3 separate regions of the Mus musculus genome follow, and all the other regions are linked to region 3. A link is a loop called in an ENCODE intact Hi-C map of the cell type or tissue named here. Cell type or tissue: heart. All regions are shown on one strand.

Evidence for each region. Peaks named below come from ENCODE experiments on the same cell type or tissue, not always from the same donor. Only the 100,000 strongest peaks of a DNase experiment are listed, where the experiment ranks them.
Region 1: it touches region 3 in a loop (9-fold over the local background); 10 of 42 quality-filtered maps call a loop at or near these places.
Region 2: it touches region 3 in a loop (2.0-fold over the local background); 4 of 42 quality-filtered maps call a loop at or near these places.

The regions. Positions count from the first base shown.
Region 1 is chr6:51,358,457-51,366,456 of GRCm38, forward strand. No RefSeq gene overlaps it. Among named protein-coding and RNA genes, the nearest start is that of Gm6559, 17 kb to the right of the region's middle. In heart, a CTCF peak has its summit at 4,272 (motif pointing left); DNase peaks (open chromatin) are centred at 4,275 and 4,615; H3K4me3 peaks cover 618 bases; H3K27ac peaks cover 422 bases.
Region 2 is chr6:51,330,279-51,338,278 of GRCm38, forward strand. No RefSeq gene overlaps it. Among named protein-coding and RNA genes, the nearest start is that of Gm32479, 25 kb to the left of the region's middle. In heart, no CTCF peak of the experiment used is centred here; DNase peaks (open chromatin) are centred at 2,723, 3,863 and 5,283; H3K27ac peaks cover 3,126 bases.
Region 3 is chr6:51,267,009-51,275,008 of GRCm38, forward strand. Gm38821 reads right to left here. Exons shown (of 4, transcript XM_011241556.1): 2 at 4,199-4,402; 3 at 3,272-3,944. Mir148a (microRNA 148a) reads right to left here and starts at 2,902; the gene lies at 2,804-2,902. In heart, a CTCF peak has its summit at 3,756; a DNase peak (open chromatin) is centred at 4,023; H3K4me3 peaks cover 2,346 bases; H3K27ac peaks cover 1,926 bases; H3K27me3 peaks cover 403 bases.

The DNA.
Region 1 (8,000 bases), 91 kb after region 3:
AAATAACAGCCAGGCTTCAGTTCATTTTCTGTGAGAGAATTAGATGCCACTTTTGCTGAAGGGCATAAAATCCACATCTTCTTCTTCTCCTCTAAAGGATCTATTTCTCAGGGAGACATCCTCTGAGCTGGATGGGAAGACAATGGGCCCATGACTTGCTTGGTAGCCCTAGAACCTAGTCCAGTCAGCCTTGCAACAGATGAGGCAAAAGTAAGTGTTTGTGAATGACAATTTGCCATTCAGAACAAAGAAAATCTGGTCACCCCCAAAGAGAAAGAAGATGGTGTTTTACTGGAACAAAGCCAAGAAAAACAATTATATCTCGTCTCAACAGCAGTTAAGGGACACTACAGACCTCTGAGCAGAATCAGAATGGCAAAAGCCATTGTGTTAATGTCTCACTAAGCCTTGGCAGAAAAGTGCTATTAACGCCAAGGGCACTGAGAGGCCGAGAAATGATCTAATCCAGGAAGCTCCCCCAATACTATATTTACACAAATGATAAATAGGTTTAAAGAAAGGAGAAACCAACTGGTGCTAATAGCTGGGGAAAGAAACTATTGGAACTGAGCCCTGCAGGAATGCCTTCCATCCAAGACCTAGACAGCTTTAAGAGCAATAGATCCTTTAGAGGAGAAGAAGAAGATGTGGATTTTATGCCCTTCAGCAAAAGTGGCATCTAATTCTCTCACAGAAAATGAACTGAAGCCTGGATGTTATTTTTTTGGAAGAACATTTCATGATTCTTTCTAAGATCCTAACTCCACTGTTAGTTGAGCTTAAGGAAAGACAGGCTATGGACGCGTTTCTTTCTGTGGCTTTCACCAGCCAGAGAATGTGGAATGGATGGTTCGAACCCATCCCAAAGGAAAGGCACCAGGAATGCAAATCGCTGTTGCAGGGAACTTTAGCAAAGAGATGTATAAAGTCATGTGTCCCAGGTAAGTCTGGGACTGTGCATAGGAGATTTAGGGAACAATGAGGTGTGAGCAGCTCACTGCTACACAACTGATGAAGAAGGAAGGGGTGGGCAACCTTGAAAACAACAGCAAAGGCATGCAGGAGGCAGCTGTTTGGAAACAGATAAAGGATCCAGCAAAGTTGAGTGTTCTTGTTTTCTGATTGATGAGATTCTGTACCGCGAAATGGTATCCAAAACCACACGGTCCAGGGACCAGTGGCAAAGATTAACAACAGTTTGGTTTGTCACCGCGGGGCCTTAGGCAGCAGCTGAACAGGAGTACTAAGCCATCTATAAAGTCATCCTTGGCATCAGAAAATTCATAAAGTATCCCGTGGGAGTCAAGCCCTGTTCTGTTGCCAATGCTCCTGTCTGTGTGCCTGCATCTTCAAGACTGTCTGCCTACCGTTTTACCTCCAAGTCTGAGACAAGCTTGTTTGTAACTATGAGGTAGTCATCTATTCCTGGCGTGGACTCAATATGCCCTGTCTTACTTCCTTGACATTTTATGTAAAATAGGATTCAGGGTGGCACTGTGGATCCACTCTAGACCTGGTTGTACCCATGGGAGCTTGTATCTCACAGGAACATTAACAGCCTCTTAGGAACTTGGTATTCAGAAGTTTCATTCCCAGAAGCCGGATCTGTGTAGGATACCAGGGAACTCAAGGCTTTTGAGTTCCAGAGTATTGCAAACTAACACTGCTCATTGTTCTTACTTAAGCCGCTTTTTCTCCTTCGTCAAGATGCGTCAGCATTTTCTCCAACAGCTGAAAGGGCAGGGGGACAGTATTCAGTCCTCAGTTTCCCTCACCACACAGGAGAATCATCACAAGAGTTAGCAGTACAGAATCAAGAAGTCCCTGGAGCTCTCTGTCCTTGGATCAGGGCTGTGCCACGTCTATAAAAGGGTCCATATAAGTCTGAGTGACAACTGCCACGTGTGTAAGAAGTACCCCCCACGGCAGAAAATGCACACTGTTTCTTCACTCATTTCCACCAGAAGAAATGACCTCTGTACTAACAGATACGCTAATCTAGAGAAATATCCCGGAAGACTTGACAGACATGGCATTATGTGTGGGGAAGATGATGTGTGGAGTTAAACTGGCTTCTCATGTATTCAGCCCCAGGCCAGCAGCTGTCTCCGGGTCCTCAAGTTCTGCTTGTCACACAGGAGCCACACATACACACACACACACACACACACACACACACACACACACACCAGAAATGGTTCTGTAGTCTTCTCACATTCCTCTGAGTGCCCTCGACATGTCACATGCCCTCACTGCAGACACCCACCCCAGTATCTATTATATGGCAGCAGCATACATAGATGTCACGTCGCCTCGTTCTCTTGAGTAACTCAAGTATTCAAATCTGTGCCTTACCCACAGTAGGTGCTCAGTAGACACTTTAGGAAATGAGTGGCCTGTGATTTAATACTGTGCATGTGTACATATACACATGTGTACACGTGTGTGTGCATGTGGAAGCCAGAGGTGGACTCTTTCTTCCTCCTTCTCGCTCTGCCTTATTTTGAGACAGGGTCACTCTCAGAACCCAGAGCTCACTGATTCAGCTCGACTAGGTCAGCAAACCCCACAGAGCCACCTGTCTGTTCCTCCCCAGTTTTAGAGTTACCACCACTAGCAGCTTCTACAGGGATACTGGGGATAGTTAAATCCTCCAGCATCCACTGAGCCACCTTCCCAGACCATTTAATTTTTTTTTTCTCAAGTACACTGACAGACCACTGACTTTGTGCTCAGGAGAGCCGCAGCATATAAACACCTTGAGATAGCTTGTGGTGTTCTACCTAGAGATCAGATATACCCAAACTTCAGCCCATTTTATTTTTGAAAATGGGGGTTTTTTGGTGGCGGCTACTTCCAGATGGAGATGAATGGAGGTCATGGTAATTTGTAGTGTGTTCTGGAATGTCGCAAGCCTCTCTTGAATGTGCAGTGTCCCCCGTGTGGTGTCCTAAGTTCTCCGAGATTTTTGTTACTGGCGTGTCCTACCTAACAAGGATCTCTGAAAACATTGCTCACGGGTATTGGTCACTGACTGTGCATACCGTCTGTCTGCCACAGCGGTTATGAAGCCCTCCTGTCCAAAGAGTCCTCTTCATCAGTGCCTGCCGTTGGCGGTGGCCTGCTTCAGTTCACTCAAACCACCAGGTTCATTTTCTCCTCCCTAGAGTTAGTCCTTTTTATCAGAAATAAACAAACAAATCTGGATTGGCTGGTTTACAATTCAGAACAGTTTATAAGATTTCAATGACTGTGTTTTTAGGCACCCTGACAGTACCTGGCTAGCTCCACTGTACAGAGCAACGCTCTCAGGCCCGACAAGCAGCCTTCCACACCCTGCTCCTCTGCCTCATTCTCTGTGAGAATGCATTCACTACAGTTCACTCACAGAAGGCTACTGTGGTTTTTCCAGGAAACGGCTGCCTGACCAGGGAGGCAGATTTTCCTGGGTACAGAATGAAGAAGCATTTATACAGAAATAGACGTGTGTAACAGCACATACACCGTATTAATGGCTTAACGACGATACCTGGGCCTTCCCAACAACCGCTGAGGGTTGCCAAACTGAGGTTGCTTTGTGTTGACCGAGTGAGCATAAGCGGTAGATATAGCTCTTTTTGTCTTGGCAGGGAAGCTGGCGCTCCTGCCAGACTCTACCCTAAAGGAAAGGGCCAACAGACAATAAGTCCATTCAAACGCACTAGCAATTTCTTCCAGTGGGGACTTTACAATTTCTAAATTGATACAAACTTTAAAACCACCCTATTTTAAGGGAAGTGTATATTTTCCAAAAGAAGTTATATATAGCAATGTAATATTGCCAGATTATTGTTGTTGGAAAGGGGGGAGGGAGGGGGTGGGAGCAACTCCCTTCCCAGTGGCTAAATACACGTTATTGCCGACTGGCCTCATTCAGTCAGCTGCTTCATTTGCTGGACTTAAGCGTTGACATGAAGCTTCCCCGCCACTGCGTGGTTGTTCCACCCATGTTTTACTTCTGTAGCTGATTTTGTTGGGTGAATGGGAAAAAAAAAAAAAGTGGAGGTTCTAACAGCAAACCTTACACCCCTCCACAACCAAAATCAAAAAGTCCTTGGAGGACTACCTATAAAAAGTAAAACGTGCTTTTTAACACAAAGTTCAATATTTGCCTGAGTTGGCACAGTCAAATTAGGAGAAAGTGGGGGAGGGGGGTCTGATTGTATGAGGCAGAATTTCAGGTGAACCACTAAGCTGCTCTTCTGAATTGAAAGAGCCCCCTGCTGGCCGGAGGAGGAACAAGCCTGGAGGGCGGGATGGTAGTCGTCTTGAGACTTCCCACTTCCCTAGCCCAAGATGCAGACACCACCAGACAGTGTTTAGGGCTTGCTCTGTGCCAGGCAGTGTGTAGTGTTCTAGCGCTGAAGGTAGTATGCTAAACAATGAAGACGGACAAGGTCTTTGACTTACGGGGATCTTCACTGCAAACGGGGAAACAAACAGATAATTAAAATAGAATGTCAAGCACAGGTGGAACCCGTGAGGAGCGCTGAGAAAAGAAGCAGAGAAGAATAAGAGAGGGCTGCCTGAGTTGGAAGGCGGAGGAGAATCTGTGGGCGTGGTTTGTGGGCAAGGGGCGGGGCCAGTATGAGAGCCCAAAAGCAGAAGGGATGGGGAGTGTGCTGAGTGCCAAGGAGGGAGTTAGAACCTCCAGTGATACAGTTTTGATTTTTCACGGGAATTCGGGAGCAGCCTTGAACAGAAAACTGACTAAAATCTTTGCCTTGTAAAAGGCGATGTTGTGCCACAGGGAACAGAAACTGCCAATGCCCAATCTGAGAGCCCATTAGGACTTACTGATGTGACGGTTCTAACAATTCATTCAAAGAAGAGTTATAGGCCCTCCGCCCTCAGAGAGATTTTAGACAACCTGAGGAAATGAGGTAGACTCACTTCAAATTAAACTCTCAAGAGGGAATAGAAAGCTGGCTCAACAGTTAAGATTGCCTGCGGCTCTTTCAGAGGGCCTGAGTTCAGGTTCCAGCACCCATGGGCAGTTCAACCAACTAGAACTCTAGCTCCAGAGGGTCCGAGGCCCTCTGTTGACCTCCAGAGTCACTGTAGTCGTAGGCACAGACCCCCTCATACATGTAATTAAATATAAAAAATAAATCTTCCAAAAACTCTAGATTTAGTTCATTTATGTGACAACTATTTTGCCAGCATATATGTATGTGCACTGCATGCATGTCTGGTGCTGGCAGAAGTCAGAAGAAGTATAGCATCCCCTGGAACAGAATGAATGGATGGTTTGGGATGGTGAGACTCCATATGGATGCTGAAAATTGAACCTGCGTCCTCTACAAAAGCAATAAGTACATCTTTTAAAAAAAAAAATTCAGAGTAGGAATGCTTCAAAATGGGGACAAAGTGCTTCAGATGGGGACATATTCACAGAGAAAGGATTTGCAGATAGACTGGGAAGTCCCTCCCATGGGTGCTATCTCTGAAGGATGGTGACAACTCAGAGAACCATGAGAGAAACGGCTAAAAGAAGATCAGTAAGCATGATCCAGTAGCACAGTACCTGTGGAAGTACTGTGGAAGGCCCTGGATTCGATCCCCTATACCGAAAAGGATAAAGGAAAAAACCAAAAGTGTTGGGAAGAACAAAATACTATTTATGAAGGAGACGGAGAAGTCACCGCTTCCTGATGTCCTGGTGGAGTCTGGGGACAGATCGAAAGCATGGCTTATCCCCAGAGCCTCAGCTAAGTGTCTGTCATGGATGCTGTGTTGTGTCTGTCATGGATGCTGTGTTGTGTCTGTCATGGATGCTGTGTTGTGCCACCCAGATCTCCCATTCAGGACTCACCTCCAGGAAAAATCGTAGGCTGTCTGGCCCCTACTTCCTGCCTGGGGGAGGTCACCTTGCCCTAGGCCATGTCTCCTTCCTGGGGGGCAGCCCACAGCAATAAGTGGCTAATAAGACCTACTGCTTTCCCCCCAAAAAGGCCAACTCTGAAGGGCCACGCAGCTCCAGTGCTCGCCCTTGTGACAGTGTGACTGCAGAATAGCTACCCTGTGGGCCGATCATCCTGTTCCTTTCTCTTCCCTCCTAAAACACTGATGCTGGTGGTAAGAAAGAGCCCTGGGGAACTGGCCTGGATGTGTCAAAGCCAGACTCAACTTCTCCAGGAACCTAGTAGCTGCAGGGTCTTTATTTACATAAACAAAGAGAAAAAATGACAGTATCACAAAGATTCGATCTAAAAGCTGCCTGTAACGGGTGGTTAAAAAGTAGCCTTAAAAGTGGACATTTGAAATTTAAAGGAGTCAGATAGGAGGCAAGTCACAGGGAAAGGTTTTTCCTCAGGACCTGAACCTATCAGGCTTGCAAAGCTGAGACGGGCCATTTACCTTTGTAGGGAGCGTGGTGCTGGGTTTCATAACCCGATTGATGGCTGCTGTCACCCATATAACCTCACAATCTCTTTTAATCTCCGCGCTCCTGTCACTTTGCTGCCATCTGGAGAGAGGATTAATTTCATTTGTCTCCCAAGGAGATGAATGCATCCAATCAGATCCCAGCGCACAAAGGGCCACCATTCTCTCACCCATCAGCTCAGATGGGCTTCAGTGGCCACCTCAGGACACACCCCCCCCTTGCCCTTCATCTCAGAGGTAAACAACCACCTCCTGGCACCACCTGCCACTGAGGGAGGTGGGAAGAGGGCAAAAGCAGCTCCAGGGATCCTGAGACACAGTGGAGAAAATGTTTACAGTTCCCTAGCCCACTGGGCTGTGCACTTCCTAGGGTAGGAGGACTTCTCCACAAGCCCAGAGCATCTTCTCATGAGCAGTCAGGGAGGGAAATGTGCCCTTTTTGGTACAGGGATTGATTTTATACCATAACCAACACTGCCCTAAGTCTCAGACACTCAGAGGAGTAGGTCACACTAGTTCAAGCACCACTACCCAGAGACACAGCAAAACTCAATGGCTAGAAAATTGGTACAAGGAGGGTCATTGATGAGGTAATTAAGGCAACCAAAAAATGATATAGATTTAGGATGATGGCGACTGCCAATTTGGCCCCGTATAAGCTGACTCTTATTCTTATTATCATTTTATTATTAATTGCTTTTTAAGTTAACATACAAATGAATGAGTTTTATTGTGGTGTTTCATCAGTTTTGTTACAGTGTGTGTGTGTGTGTGTGTGTGTGTGTGTGTGTGTGTGTGTGTGTGTAACATACATGTGCGGTCAAAGGACCACTTGTAAGAATCAGTTCTCTTCTATTCTTTCACCCTGTGGGGCCCAGATATCAAACTCAAGTTGTCAGGAATCGTGAGCAGTGCCACCATCCACTGAGCCATCTCACCAGGCTTCATTAATGTGTTTTCAAATATAGAAATCATTACACTTTGTCCTAACCCCTCTGCCACCCCCAGTGGCTTTCCCCTAGGCTCGGTATAAGTTCTGACTAAATAGGGCTCTCCCTATCATCTCAGCGATGTCCGTCTCCATGGCTCCCTCAGTGAGCCAGTTGTCATGGTGAACATGGAACAAACATGCTCTGACCCAAGTGAACTTATAACAAAACTATACTGATGGAGTTGCAAGTGGCTGGCGTCTGCTGGAAGGGAGGAGTCACTGATATCAACACCTCGAAAGGACTATGGGCACACAGCATAAGAGTTCCAGGGGAACAAAGACAGCCACAACCTCTAATAATGAGAAGAAAGGAATGCAAAGGGCAGGATTGTAGGGGAGATGATGAACGCCCCACATAAATGAAATTATTCAATTGAGGGTGTCAAGAGTTACTGGAAGATCCCATGAAATCCTCTCTCAGTCAGAGTAGAGGAAATGGAGTTGGCTGTTCCCACCATTCTAGTCCCATCTGGTCCTCTCAGTGGCTCCATAAGACTTAGCAGCGCTGCTGGCAGACTGCAGAAATGGCTCAGGGGTTAAGAATGTGCATTGCTCTTACAGGGGCTCCGAGTTCGGTTTCCAG
Region 2 (8,000 bases), 63 kb after region 3:
AAGTACAGAGTCAAAATCTCCGGGTTGCTTATACCACACAGCTCTCAGCCACGGGACAGGGAGGAGATATAGGATGTCTGCATCAAGAAGCCTCAGTCTGACCCTCGAGAGGTAAAGGATACCCAGGAACAACACTAGAGCATCAGACTCTGTGCCCTGTCTCACCTCACCTCCACCCCCCACCCCCGAGCCTCTGATCTGGAAACTGATTATTCATTCAGGCAGAGCTTTCCACCACAGGAGGAAGAACACCCAGGTTATACTGCAGCAAGAGCTGACAAATGAGCAACTTGCTAGAGAGTGAACAGTGTCTGGGGGCAGGGGAGGGAAGGAAAAAGGAGGTGATATCAAGATGGGAACAGAGCAGCCAACCCTGGTAGTCAGTGAGATGAGCAGACTTAGAAAAGGAAACAAGCCAGGTGCAGCTGAAAAGCAGAGCTTTCTGGAGCTCGGTGGAGGAGCACTTACCTAGTAAGCTGGGTTCGATTCCCAGCACTGCACAACAAGAAACTGTACACGATGCAGCAAAGCTACTGTGCTGATGCAGAAGAGAGACAGTGGTGCCTAAAGCCAGCTCCCATCAGTGTCCTGCCTGCTCAAAGGTATTTCAGACCTAAAGAATAGATGATGGAGTCAGAGTCAACCAGAGCTAATTCTTCATGATGAGTCGTTACTCGGAAGACCAGCTGATGGCTCCAGTTGCAAAGAAGAGGACCCCACCACGAAGACTATACTGCAGCAACACCTGCCTTATTGAAACTCCGGTCCCTAACCTGCTGATGTCTGTATAAGTAACTTTGTCTTTATAGTACTCTAGAACTTTCCACAGGAGTTGGGCTAGATCCAGTTCTTTCCCAGGTGAGTCTTTCCCTCTACTGAGCTGCCTTGGTACCCACAAAGTGTCTCTATCTCCACACTGATAGGAACTGGAAAAGCCCAGTTTCTGCTTTTAAGGAGTCACTCGGGCTTAATATCTAAGGTATACTTTCTGCTAAGCCACGCGGATGATATTTGTGTTTCTGCTATACTTTTGTCATGGGCATCATCGCAAACGCTGCTTTGCGTTTTCTGAGTCCTGTGGAAATGTTCTCCGCTAGTGTTTTAGTTATGAATTGTAATACTCATTTAAAAACTTGATTCTTTTGTGCTTTGTCGACTAAAGGAAAGACCTTCTGAAAGCTTAAGGGGGAAATAGAAATGAGAAGGCTAAGACGAGCTAAGGACAGTGCAAAGGGATGAAAATGTCATAATGAAATCCATTATTTTATCCACTCACTCTTCAACACAAGGGTCCAGAACAAGTGAGGATATGGAGTGTGTGAGTGCGAGCCCTCTCCCGTCCTCATGTCCACTGACTCCTCCTGCGTCCACTGGCTTCTCAGGCTTAAATTACTCAGAGTTTGTTAGTAACATTGCTCTTCCGAGGTTGGAAAGCCTGGAGCCCCCCTCACGTTGGAGCTTTAGAGAAAAAGAATAGAGGAATGTTCCCGGGCCTCTGTGAGCCCAGCCTCTCTCGGCCTCTCTGCCCTTGCTCTCTGCTCAGGTGCGGCGAGCTGTTGAGGAGACTGTGACTCCCATAGCTCAGAAAGCTCTTCCTCTGCCTTCATAAGCCCAACACTGCAGCCTTCGAGCCCTTGGCCTTATTCACAAGAATTCCAGAGGACATTCTGTGACTCGTGCCAAGACTGGCCAGTGACCCCCACTTCCAGTTTATGCTCTTGAGCAGCGGAATGGGGGATCTGCTATTTGACAGCTATTTAGAAACAATCTATCCATGCCTGGACCCCACCTCCTGAATTTCCAGTCCAGTGGCTTCAAAAGTCTGTCCTTCACAGGGGGTGTAGCTCCTGAAGACCCATTGAGTAGTCTGATCCTGGGGTAGCCCTAGATCTGTGTAGCCCCTTCAATGGTGCCAAGGAACAGAAATGCCCAGCATAGGGGAACTGAGGACACCACCTTGCAGTCTGTACACATTGCCAAGGACAGGAGACACCTCTTCATACTTAGTGTATGAGGCCTGGAGTCAGTATGGTCTCAGACGCGGGGCAGGCAGCCTCTCCTCAACTCGCCTTGGTGTACTTGTGTGTAAGATCCAACTTTGTAAGCTGCTGGGAAAAGTTCAGGGTTCCTCAAACAGCACAGAGCCTGGCACCAAATGAGTGATTAGGCCACACTCGCGGCTGCATTGGTGCTCCCTGAGCAGTGTCTGGGGCCGCAGGGTTGTTGATGCAACTTGCAACTAACAACATTATAGTAGATAAAGTATGCAGGGATCCTCTAGCAGCCCGTGTGCTCTGCCCCCCTGCAACAGTGCCAGCCTGGACTGTGAGGATACCGATGCCATGGTGCAGAGCAGGCTCCACACATGGGAGCCCACCAAAGTGGTGGTCCCACTGGGCTATGTGATTTGGACTTAAACTTCTCCTTTGATGAGACCTACCTATGATCTGTCAGCCGTGAAGTCTCGATGTTTCCGTCAGTCTCCTACCTTTTCTGCCTTTTCTTGCCCTAACAACCATGATGATCCGGTGACTCTCCTCGCTTCACTGAAAGCCCCAGAGGAGTCCAGTCAGTGGTGGGAACATCACAAGGACAAGCTGTGAAGCAATCTGGATTTGGCAAAACACAAGGATCCACTTAGCATCTGTCTTCTTGGCTTTCAAGTAAGATTTCAGGCTGGTTCTAAACGGTGACATTTGGCCTACAGAGGTAGTATGACAGGAAAAGCAGGAGAGGCTTTCGCCCGGATTGACTGGCGTGTTCCCAGCACTGTGGAGTGACCTCGAATCCTGCACACCATTTCTTTCCCACCGTGGATAAGAGGCCATTCTTTTTGCTCGTTCGCCTGTGGCCGCTGGTTGATGTCTAGCCAATGCAGCAGGACGCTTCCTTACTCCAGATGGGTCTGAGTCCAAGAAATGCAGTTCTGTGTTTATCCAGGCTCGGAGAGTTGAGGAAAAGCCCCGGAGCAAATGTACAGTTTCTATTTCCCCCGTGTCTGTGCAGAGACGGGATCTCTGATTTCTCAGCAGCAGGACAAGCCTGGGGCAAAACTCAGTTCTGTGCAGGAACCTGCTCTTCTAAACCTGAAAGACCTTACCATCCACCGCTCCATCCACCTTCCCTGTGGAGGTGTTCTTACTCCTTGTCCCATATGTCCCCTCTCCTGAATGTGACCTGAGTGGCCCTGGGAAAGCAAAATCATTCTTACTGTGACTTTATGTCAAATTTAACCTGGAGTTGGTGAGATGGCTCAGTGGGTATGGGAAATGACCGTCAAGCCTGTTGGGTGACCTGAGTCTGAGCCCCAGACCCCACGTGGTGGGAGGAAAAAGCCAACACCCACATGTTGTTCTCTGACCTCCACGCGTGCACACATGTGTGCATGAGCCCTCCTCCACCACACACAATAAATCAATGAAATGTAAGTTTTTAAAATGTAAGTTAAAAAAATCATCCACATCACCTTGATTAACAAAAAAGAAAAAAAAATCTGGAAGGCACAAAGATCACTTGATTACATCCAGGGCCAAAGAGTATGAACATTTACACAATTAGAGCTCTTCCTCAAGAACCTCCCATCCCAACGCCCACTTCTCGATGTTTATCAGAGGCTGTGGTGTGTGAGCCCGCCTCGGAGACTTCACTGCTGGGCTCATGTTGCACTTAGTGGTTGCTTCTTCAAGCCACCAAGTTTGAACTGGATAAAGAGTAATGACTCACAGACTAGGTTTTATTTAAGGGGATTGGGAAGGGGGTCTTGATTTTAAGTGCATGTTATGAGTTTGGGACCATTGTGGAAACAAATCTAATCACGGGTGAATGCTCAGTGTAGACATCCAGAATGGATTCCAGCTGTCAGGCTCCTGTTGTTGTTGGCTGGTCTTGTTCTGGGGGCGGGAGGAGCGGAGCCCACTATCCAAACTGTCCCCTTGGGACTAGGCTTCCCACAGCATTTGTTTTTTTTTAACATAGCAACAGATGCTCCTATGTTGAAAAGGGAGAGCTAAACACTGCCTTTGTTTCATTGTGTCAGGCAGTAGTTTAACACTAAGGCATTTTCAGCTCTGGTCTCTAACCTTGCTTACAGCAAGCAAGAAGTGGAAAGAAATGCCTTTGTGCTGTGAACAGCAGAATTTACATCAGCTCCGGAAGAAGGCACTAAGTTCCTTCTAACAAATGCAGGGATATTTTCTGCCCGGCTCCCTTCCCTTCCTACTCCCAGTACACATAGGTTTGTTTGTTTGTTTGCTTGCTTGCTTGCTTGTTGCTTGCTTGCTTGCTTGCTGTTTGTTTTGGCTGTTCTGTGTTTGCAGTTACTGCTCCCAGCTCCCATTGGTTAGTCAGATGTAGAAATGGAAATCTCAGGATCCCCATGGAGAGAGAGTGTCAGGTTCACACAGACACAAGACAGAGACCATGAATGATCCTGCTGTGCGTGTGTGTGTGTGTGTGTGTGTGTGTGTGTGTGTGTGTGTGTGTGTGTCTCAGGTGTCTTAAATCACCTTCAGTTTTACTTTTCGAGATGGGGTCTCTCAGGGAAACTGGAGCTCACCGTTGGGGTAGACTAACTAGAGCTCAAGCCCCTAAACCCTCCTCCTTCTGCCTTCCCAGCCCAGGGATTGCAGACATGCGTCACCACACACTGCTTCTTAAGTGGATGTCGGGGATCAGATCTCAGGTCCCCGAGCTTGCCCAGGAAGCTCTTTACCCGAGGAGCCATCTCCCCAGCTCCCTGCTTCTGTTATTAGTGTCTGAGTGGCCACTTCAGAGTCAGCGGTCTCTACAAACACTATGGATCTCCCAGCATGCCCCAGGCATGCTGCAAGCCAAAGTAAAGAGGCCTAGAGTGGTGACAGGGGACATCTGGAAGAGCCCCAGCCACACCCAAGGAGGGGAATCGGGTGAATTCAATATCTCTCACCACTCTTCCGTCTCCGAAATTACATTTGGGTTGCTTTCCCATTTGTGCACCCCTGAGATTGCAGAGGCCATAAATCATAAATGCCTTCAGAAGTCGGGAACCCTGGGAAGAAGACCTAAAGACCAAAGGGTGTGGTTGCAAAGGAGAGTACAGAGGGGAGACTTTTCTTCATCTTTAAATGTATATATTGGGAAGATGACTATGCAGTCTAGAGTGCTGGGCCAGCCACATGAGATAATGCATGGATTACACAGTACAGTATCCAGCACACTCCGTTCTCTCAGGCGGCTCTGTGGACAGAGGAGCAGTGGATGACAACATCAGCAGGCTGCTTACTCTCCAGTCCCTCTGTTTCTGCAGACTGTGGCTAGGAGTCCTGACCCTCTGGCTCCAAGCTGACCACTCACGTCACTGTATCACGCCTGCCACATTGTCTCCAAAGGTTGCCCTGTCCTTGCATGGCTTGGTTTCTGGAACGCTAACTCAAGGCAAAGGGGAATGAACAAAGGACAGACACAGAAGGCTGAGATTGCATGGCTGGGCTCTCTGTCGGAGAAGCCAGGGCACCCTAGAGTGTATAGTATATACAATTGGACTGGGAAGCAGAGTTATTGCATACAGCTGAACCAGGAGGTGGGATTATTACACGAAAGTAAACATGGAGGTGGGTGGCTAATCTCCGTAGGAGCAGCCTTTGGAGGAGCAATCTCTTCAGGTTCTAAACTTCCATAGGGAGAAAGCCTTAGTGGACATTTTCTGCACACACAGTTAGCATTTACAGCTGGGCCCTGAGGAGGGCTTTGCCCTCCCTCTGATCTTCACCCAAGCTCGGTTTTCTCATTCCCGTGGGTCTGAGGCACTGGGGTCCTTGACATGGGTCATGTCCATGTGAAATAATGCATACTGACCCAGGACTTCATTCCCTCCTTACAAAGGTTGGCTACCAATAGTTAATTGTGGTCATTCCAGGGCAGAGATTTTTCTGCTTGGACATTCATTCCAAACTCTCTAGCTCATGTTGAGGAATTTAGCCTTAGTGTTGGATTCACACAGGTGATTGGTGAGAAATTAAGTCCAAATTGCACACAGGCCATTTGCACTTTGCATCTGTATTCGACCAGCATCTATGCCTTCACGTTTTTCCATTAAATATTTATTGAGAGTTTCATTTCAGCATATGCTCTAAGGATGTTAAATTTTGCATCAAAGTCCATTAAAGAACTGTTCAGCAGGATTTGCAGGCATCTGGAGGAATGAGCCAGAGAGATGCACGTAAGAATTAAGAAGCATCACAAACATGCCAAGAGCTAAAGAGAATTCTACAAATGAGCACCACGCAATAGAGTAACAAGAAGAGGGGCTCAGTGGGAACAGAGAGGTATACTACTGCTGTCCTGGAAGGATCTTACTGGAAGGAAAGACATCATAGCACAGTCCCGAGAACAGTCTACATTGCAAACAGAAATTTTGCTCTCCACAGTGGTGCTATTTCCTGGAATTTTCAGGCATTATCAGCATCCTCTCACATGGTAGCTCTCAGTCTGTGGCCACAGGCCCCAGAATCAGCTGGGGGTTCGAGTGGAGTAAAAGTACATTCAGTTTTTGTCTTGGTTCCAGAACAGGAAAACTAAAACTCTTGGAGCCTCCTAGGTAATAAGGGCTTCTTCCCTGCTGTTTTTTTGTAGCTTTTAAGTTGTGTGTGTGTGTGTGTGTGTGTGTGTGTGTGTGTGTGTGATTTGTGAGCACAGTGAGCCTGATATGGGTACTTGAAACAACTCAAATCTTCAGGAAGAGCACCATGTGCCCTTAACAACCAAGCCATCTCTTCAGCCCCAGGAGCATCTTTGTATGCTACATAAAGAACACTTTATGGCCGAGTACTGGGGACATGGCTCAATCAGTAAAGTGTTTGCTATAGAAACTTGAGGACCTGGGTTCAGATCCAAACACTAACATAAAATGAAGGACTGGTAACAGAAACAGAAGGATCCCCCCAAAGCTTGCAGCCAGTCTAACCAACTGAAGACTCTGGGTTCAGTGAGACACCCTGTCTCAAAAATTAAGTTGCAGAATGACTCCAGAAGACAAACAACAGCCTGTGACCTATACCCATACATGTGTACATGCATGAATGACTGCACATAACACACACACACACACACACACACACACGTAGACATCACGTTACAAGGTACACTAGCTAGCAAGATGGCTCTTAGAAGGTGAATGGTTTGAATATATGTGTCCCTCCAAAACTCGTATGTTAGAATCTAAAACTCACTGTGTCCTTATTAAGAGGCAGAGCCATCCTGACTAAGTGGAATGCTCTGGAGTAAAATTAGCAACCAGGCAAAGGGACTTGAAGGAATGAGCCAGATTCTTTTGTTTCCTGCAAAAAGACACAGGGCTGGTCCCACCCAGAAGCCACAACAGCAAGGGGCTCCTGGAAGCTGAGTGAAGGCTCATGTGCACTGCATCGGCAACAATCCTGACCTTGGACTTTGCAGTCTCCAGAACTACAAGAAAGAAATCTCCATCCTTATAAATGATCAAGTCTGCAGCGTTTTGTCATAGCAGTACAAAGAGAATGAGAACATGGGCCCTTGTTTTAAGGGAAGGGCTGGCCAACCATGTCCCTGAAGAAATGAAATGTTCAGCCAACTCCTAACTTCCAGAAGGGGAACCAGGCTGGAGACTGAGTTCAGGCACCAGTGGCCCATGATTTGATTAATCTTACTTATGTAGAGAACACTGATTAAAAACTTCTGAATGAAGGTCAGGAAGTTTCTGTGCCGGAGTACTGGCTGATGTTCTGGATAGAGATGGCCCAGAAAGGCCACGGGACCTCTGCGCCCCATTCCCTTCCTTTACTCCATAGATCTCTCCGATATCACTGATCTTGCATTAACATTAAGACAAGGATTATAAGAAAAGAGCTTTCCAGATCTCCATGAAGAGGGGTGTGCATCCAAAAGGCCATGCTAGACAGTGATACAGACTGCTGAATAGGTGCTAGAAAGCATCAGAGAGGCGTTTTGGTGAAATTCACATTCCGAACCCAGACACGGTCATACAC
Region 3 (8,000 bases):
GACTTAATGGTAACACACCCGTGGCTCCTGGAAATCCCAAGACAAGAGTATCCACTATGCTCCCGACGACTGAGTTTCTGAGAGGCTGGAGAGATGGTTCAGTGGCTAAAAGCACATGCTGCTTGTGGTGGTTTGAATACACTTGGCTCAGGGAGTGGCATCATTTGAAGGTGTGGCCTCATTGGGGTAGGTGTGGCCTTGTTGGAAGAAGTGTGTCACTGTGGGTAGGGGCTTTAAGATCCTAGTTCTAGCTGCCTGGAAGCCAGTCTTCTCTTAGCAGCCTTCAGATGAAGATGTAGAACTCTCAGCTCCTGCACCATGCCAGCCTGGACACTGCCATGCTCCTGCCTTGATGATAATGGACTGAACCTCTGAACTTGTAAGCTGGTCCCAATTAAATGTTGTCCCTTGGTTGTGGTGTCTCTTCACAACAATGAAATCCTAACTAAGACACTGCTCTTTTCAGTTCCTGTCACCCATGTTGGGAAATTTACAACTGCTTGTAATTTCAGGTCCAGGGGGAACCCATGCTTCTGGCCTCCTAGGGCATTAATAATCATGTGCATATACCCACAGACAGGTAATTAAAGTAAGTTTAAAAGTCCTTAAGGAATATCTGAGTACACAGGGAGCTTCTAGAACTTTTTTTTTTAATTCAAGGTTACCCAAAATCCTGGAGTTTATCAACAAAAAACCCTGAGGTCCAGTGGCACAATGCTCTAATTCCTCACTCTGTGGGTATCTTCCAGAACCATGCCCACAGTTGCCAACCTTTGCATTTGCGAATAAAAACGCTTGTTCAGTACTGACAGGCAACTGGTGTCCATGACATACAATTCAGCTGCATCTTCAGTTATTTTACTGGAAATGAAGAAGGCCCTGGGCCATGCAAATTGGGGTGCTGGTGACAGTACCCTCTGGTTCAGCAAGCTGGGTTAAAATAACACATAGCCTTCCCCAAAGGCTGTTCCCTCTTCCCAGTCATGCTTAACACCCTTCCTGATGATGGTGGCATTGCCAACCGCTAACATGAGAATGGACTCCAGAATGAACCGGATGTCAGCCGATTTTGCTCACAGCTGTACCCTGGCATCTAACACCTGATGCTCAGTTGGTAACAAGGCTCTGGTTGCTCAATATCTAAAGTCAGTGGGAGTATGCCAGCTTCAGAGCACACCCAGCCTGCTGGTTTTCCTCGACCCTACTCCCAGCATGCACACCACTAGGATAAGCCACAAAGCCTTCCTTCCTGGCTGGCCCTTTAACCCGCTCATGGCCAAAGCAAGAGTTTTCACCAAATCATTTTTATAATGAGGTCAAACCAGGTGAACCCAAGTGAGGGATTCCAAACCTGGCTCTTTCTTGAAGGTAGAGTCCTGACCTAATCCTTTGCATGGATGGCTACTCTCCCAGATACTTCACCTTATCTGCTCAAAGGGCCACTGCATTCTCATACAAAGTTGGTTCTGCCTATTGTGAGAATTAGTAGTTTCATAGTATTTTGTGAACACATTCATTCACAAAAATCAGGAAAGAAACCCTCCTCACCAGGAAGCTTACCTTATATCTTAAATGAAAACAAAAAGAACCCGAATTTGGATCACTTTATTCAACTGCAAAAATAAGATTAAGCTACCTTTTGGGCAGAGAGTTGAAGCAATGAAGCTCAACAGTCACTGGTGGGAAGAAAGGAGACTGGGTGTAGCTAACAATCTCAGAAGAGCGCCTGGCTAGGGGTCCAGACAGGTGCCGCCAACTGGCAAGTCCTTCCTCCAATACTTTCCCATTGGCCCTTCCCCATTATCTCTACTCCAATAGGAATGTGCTCAGAAGTAAAGGCGGTGGATTTTCATTTTTTAGATCAAGACTTCCCAGAGTCACACTCCAGGAGACCTCGGGGCTTCTGAAGCATTCTACAAACGTTGCCAGGACTGAGCTGTCCCTAAGCAACAAAGAAGGCTTCATTCCTTTTTGCTCATCACTAGGTGTCACAGCTTGACATACATGTGTCAGGTTAGCGCCTTTGTTAATGACGGTTTTGTAATCCCTTGACTCTATTCGCTCTCCAGCCACACCCATAAACATCAAAATAGGGCAATGACCCGGGAGCAGGATACAGTTCAATGCCAGTCACTGCCCACTGTAGAGCGCACTATTAACTGCAACTGCCAGCCACAACCCACATTCCATTAGGGTCCAGGAGAGCAGTTTCTCTGTACAGTATCTCACAGCTCCAAAGTATAAACACTGACCTCATAAATGACTGTCAAAATGCCTTCTTAGAAAAGGTACTTCCTTTCCATTAACAACCCCCCCCCCAAAAAAAAAAAAAGAAAAGAAAAAAGGAAAATGAGATGGGCCTAAATCAAACTCAGAACTGAAACTAAATCCAAACCCAATCCTTGCAGGTTCATTTATCTAACAGGGCATTTGAGTAAAAGGCACATTACCTGTGGCTTTGGCACAAGTGCATTTCCTTCTCTTAGGGTACAGTTTGAACATACCAACACACTCATCAATAAACTTGTGGTCCTTCTCTCCTTGCTCAATAAGTGAAGCCAGACTATTTTAGTATTTTAAAAATAACCTTGAAAAATATGCAATCAGTCCACCAGGGTAAGAAGAAAAATGGGGGGGGGTAGTTACTTTATGTGATCTAACCCATTGACTTTAAAGGAGTTTTTCAGGTTCTTCACAAAGCCCTTGTGCCCCCTCTGGGCTGCCCTTCCCCCAAAGGAAAGGTGCAACGACGTGGCCAACAGGGCCACCAGCTTGGCGTCCAGGGCCCTTGCGGGGAGGCGGCGACCACAGCCTCTAGAGACAAAGTTCTGTAGTGCACTGACTTCTATCATACTCAGAGTCGGAGTGTCTCAGAACTTTGTCTCAAAAGACCAAACTGGCTGTCTTCCTCTGGAAGTTTCGTCCTGCAGGTGTGCTCCCTGCCATCCCGCCTCGCCCCCAGTGAAGGCAAAGAAGAATAACTCATTAGAAGCAATTTAGTCCAGGATGAGACCAATAGTGGTACGGATAGTTAATTATGGAAAATTACTGCCACAGTCAGCAGGAGTAAAAATCCAGTAGAAAGGGTGTCCTAAGAGACTCTGGTGGCAATGTCACAGCAAACGGACCAGTGGAATCACACAATGCCCCCTCCTTCCTACCTACTCTACACAAGAATCCATTGCCGGTCCAGCCCCCACCTCCTCCGGTCCTGTTACTAAACTTTGGCAAGAAGCTAATTCACTCAATCTAAGTTGCGGTAACTTTTTACCTTTCCATCTGGAAAGTTGGTGAGGGCGGGGAGGACCTCATGAGAACGAATTCCTGGAGCAGGGAGTCAAAGCCGGCGAACACAAGCCAGTTTCCCCGCAGATGGGACGTCCCGGGAAAGCCAGGCTTTTCGCGGCCTCCCCTTCCCCCAGCCATTCTCACCACACTACTCCGGTTATCCAGCTGCCCGCGCACAGTCTGGGAATCCGCGTCCACGCAGCCCTGGCCCCTCGGTGCCACCCACCCACTCTCCCGGTTTCCCTCTGCCTGCTGAGGCAGCGCCTCCGCAGCCGATCTGCATGCAGTCCACGACACAGGCCCGGCGCCCCTAGCCCATCCAGCCCGGACCACCGTGCGGGGTCCCGCACGCCTCCCCACACACTGCGCGCAAGCAGCTGTTGCGCGCGTGCAACAGGTCCGCAGAGCGCAGTCCCCATCCTGCCCGGTTGGTGCGCGTGGCCGACAGAACGCGGGGCCAGAGCTCCGAAGCTGCGGCCGGGGGTTGCATCGGCCTGTCTGGCCTGGCCGCCCTCCCAAAGGCCCCCCGCACGCCGCAGCCCGGCCCTCTGCGCCCCGGGCCGCTGAGCTAGGCTTCCAGTGGGCGCTCCGCTCCGCTCCCTTCCATCTTGACTTTTGCCGACGTGGAAATTTTGGGTTTGGAGACGACCTGCGCTCTTATTGGCTGCCGGCGGGCGGGGTCGGAGGTCACGGCTGCTCTTGCTATTCCGCGCCAAGGGGAGCCGCAAAACGGCTCGTGTCAAGTCAGCAGGTTCCCTCCGCCTCCTCAGGGTCACGTGCGCGCTGGGCGGGGCGGGGAACCGCCTCCTTATGCAAATAAACGACGAAGGGGCCCCAGGAGGAAGGGGGCGGAGCCGGCAGGCAGAGGGGCGGGGTGGGGGCGGAGCCTGAGCCGGGCGGGGTGCGGCACTCCAGGTGGTCACCTGGCTCCTAGTCCGGCTCCACCCGGCCTCTGGGTTCAGCCCTTTGTGGGCAGGCTGGGTAGACGTGGTCTCCATCCTGCCCGTGTGCAAGACGCTGAACACAGCTTTGCCCGCAGCCCCTTCCGCTAGGCCAGGCCAGAGCCCAGTTCGGGTCTGGGTCTCTGCTGGGTTGGGGAAGACGAGGCTGCCACCTAAGCAGAGTGAGAAATGGAAACCTTGAGGAGGACACTTTGGCTCCTCCCCCGGGGCTGAGTGTTACAAGAACTGAGAGAGGAATTCTCGGTAAGAGAATTCTAGAACAAAGCTAAATCAAGAATTCATCAAAGTTAAAAAGCCATCCTTTTGAATTAGCTGCCCATTGCCCACTGTAAGTAAGAAAAGGCCAACAGCTACCTGAAAGTATCAAAAATAGCAATTTCTTTTGTACCGCCTACAGGGACAAACCCAAAGGTCGGTCTGTCTGTCCTGACCCCTGCTGGACATTAGGCACGGGGGTGGAGGGCGTGGGGGGGGGGTGGAGCGTGGAACCTGGAGTCAAGGTCTCCTGCATCCGAAGGAGGTATAACTCAAGGTGCTCAGAATTGTCCATATCCACGATCTGTCAGTGGTTCCCCAAGCACGCATGGAGGAGGGCATGAAGGAAGGCGTGCTTTGTAGAAGAAAGGGATTGATGAGAGGCCACATGACTAGATGGCTTCCTTCCCTCCACCCTCCCCAAAGAGAAGACAGCAATGTCAATGTACAGGTAGAGCCCAGGTTATGGTGAAAACCACAGCCTCTGGCCACCGAGCTGCATCTTTTAAAACACAGATATTTCTCAGAACAGGCCTGGTTTTTCTTTGTGATAAAACGTCTGTATCATTTCTTTTTTCCATCTTAAGTGTGGCTGGATGATACGGAAAATGAAAGGTACATTTTCATGGGAAGATTCTTACCTGGAAACTTCTTCCCCTCCTGTCTTCTTAATTTACTCGTCCCTTCTCCCCCATCCCCCTATGGAAAGATAAATCCTTGCTCCTTCCAACTGTTTATCCTTAGGGATCTTTCCACTTGCACACTTGCGTGTTTATCTGACCCTTCCGGGTGTGGGGGTGGGGGGCTCCACCAGGCATTGTCTCCTAGAGCCTCCCACCCCCCTGCTCTGCCAAGGTCTGTCAGCGGTGCTCTCTGGGCCTCAGAGTTGGTCCGGGCTCTGCCGCAGGTTCTGTTGTGTGAGCTGGAATATTGATTTTTCTTTTTTTTTCAGTGTGTGTGCGCGCCGCTCTGTTAAAAAAAAAATCAATATTTCAGTAGCTCAAGCACAGCGCAGGGCAGTGTAATGGAGCCAGCCAGCTGATGTAACGCGCCGGGTCCACCCTCAGCGATTGAGGTCAGTCAGAGAATGGCAATGCGTTTTCCTATTTCATTGTTTGCTTCGTGGACAGGGAGGGGGTTGGCCTACGCGTTTGTGGACATCAGAGGCCAAGCTCATGAGGTGTACCAGAACCAAGTTAGGAAAAACAAAAGGTGACAATCGCAGATGCCCTGTTATCCATTCATGTGAGAACTCTTATGTAAAACACTAGGCGATCTGGAATTATTCTCAGCCATAGGTTTGCCGCATTTCACACTGAGCAAAAGAAAATAGGCTTGCTTGGACAAGCATAGAGTTTATCTTTTAGTATTGGCTATCTGGCCTCGTATTATCCTTCTGTCCCCCAATATGCCTCTGTTTAAAAAGACAGCAGATTTCTCGCGTAATTTCAAAGGGGAGAACAGATGAATAAGCATCTGCCTAGGGGCTACCTTGGTGACCCCTGCAGCTGATGGAGGTAGGCTCTGAACCTGAGTGGGGCATGTGGGTCCTCCAGGCATTCCCACTAGATGAGCCCAGGTAAATCTGTTCACTCTCACCAGCCTCTCGGCTTCTACCTGTAACTTGAAGGTAAAAGGTCGCTTGAGGTGATTTCTGAATCCCCTCTCTAACTACGATTCTACAGAAGAAAGGGATAATATAGCTAAAGACAAGAGCATAATTATGTTGAGTGTGGATCTTAGATATGAAAATGGATTAATACCAAGAGCGTTGTAGAAGCAGAAGCAACTCATTCCAATTCTAGTTGTCTTTGTTTTAAATTACGTTTCATTGCAATCTTTTTGGAGGATGCTTTGGCTATTTTTCACAGTACACTCTTTTTTTATCCAGCTTCTCTCATTCTATGAGTGTCTCTTTAAAAAAAAAAAAACACTATTACTTAAAAAGAAGTCCATCGCTTGCGTTTTGTACCATTGAAACAAACACTGGAAACAACCTAGCAACGTGAAACCTATCACATAAAATACACTAGTGGCTTTGTATTCATTGGGGCGCAGATGTGTCATAGTGGTGCTGACTAAGGAGAGGTTTGCACTTGTGGATATGCATGTCATGGGAACCTCCATCTATGCAGGAGTGTGTCCCAGTGACCCAGGAAATGGGCTCTGGGAAATCTCATCTTCATCACCAGCTAGGTCTACATTGGCTCTAAACTAAGTAAGTTGGTCTTCTGTGGCCTATTGAAAGCACACAAATGTATAGGCTTGAAGTAGCACTACTTTGTATCTTACAAGAACTGGTACTAGAGGACCAAAGTGGGTTTTGCTGTGTAAGAAAAGGGTCAGGACTCACTCCCTCCAAGGACAACCCACCTATTTATCTTTCCAGAATGCCTCTTGGATCCATTGCAAGGCTGGGTGGTACAGAGTTCTGATCTCTGTTTTTATCGTTTCTTCTCCCACTCTGACCCTCCTGAGTCTTTAAAGGAAGGAACTTTGTGCTTATGCTGGGATCGGGTCACCTGGATAATTAAGAGTCATCCCCCGTAACTCAAGATTCTCTTGACATCACCATGTTAGCCACCATCGGGGCTCGCAGCCATTATTGAGCTAACATGGAGATATCTGCAGTACATGGAGATATCTGCAGTACTCACTCTATTTCCTTCTAAGAACTCCTGGAGTGAATCCCAATCAGTTAGAGGCTGCTCACATTTCCTCAGTGTGTGGCCGGCAATGGAGACAACTCTTCCCCATGTCTCAGCCCTCTGACACCGACTCCTCTACTCCAGTTCCTTTACCCTGGAGATCATGTTGAACCCAGATAGGGACATTGTGGATAATCTCCACATTTTAAGGTCAACCAAATATCAAACTTACATCTATTTGCAACCTTATATTTTCTATTTTAAGGTCAACCTTAAACTTATATTTATTTGCAACCTTATATTTCCTATGTCATATAACAAGTAACATGACATAATCACGCTCCCCTGGGATAAGGATGCAAACACCTGTGGCTGTGGTACCACTGCCCTTAGACCCAGCAGGAGGGTTTCTGTGAGTGTGAGGCCAGCCAGGGCTATAAAATGAGACCCTATCAAAATGAAAGAGAGAGAGAGAGAGAGAGAGAGAGAGAGAGAGAGAGAGAGAGAGAGAGAGAGAGAGAGAAAGGAAGGAAGGAAGAGAAAAGAGGAGAAGAAGGAGGAGGAGGAGGAGGAAAAGGAAAAGGAAAAGGAAAAGAAATGAATAAAGGATGCAAATATCTTTGGATCGCCTGCTACATTCAAGGTAATGGTAATAATCCCTATTAGAGTGTTGTGAGATAAAATATGTAAATGTTTAGCATCGTGCTAAACATAATCTGTATAGTAAGCACTACACAGTAGTTGTCACAGAGCAAGCGCTCTAAGGTGACTGTCCAGTATCACCTGGAAAGGAAACTCTGGCTGCGCCCTGTAGCATCTGGTAGATGGAGTAATTAAAATGGGTTTA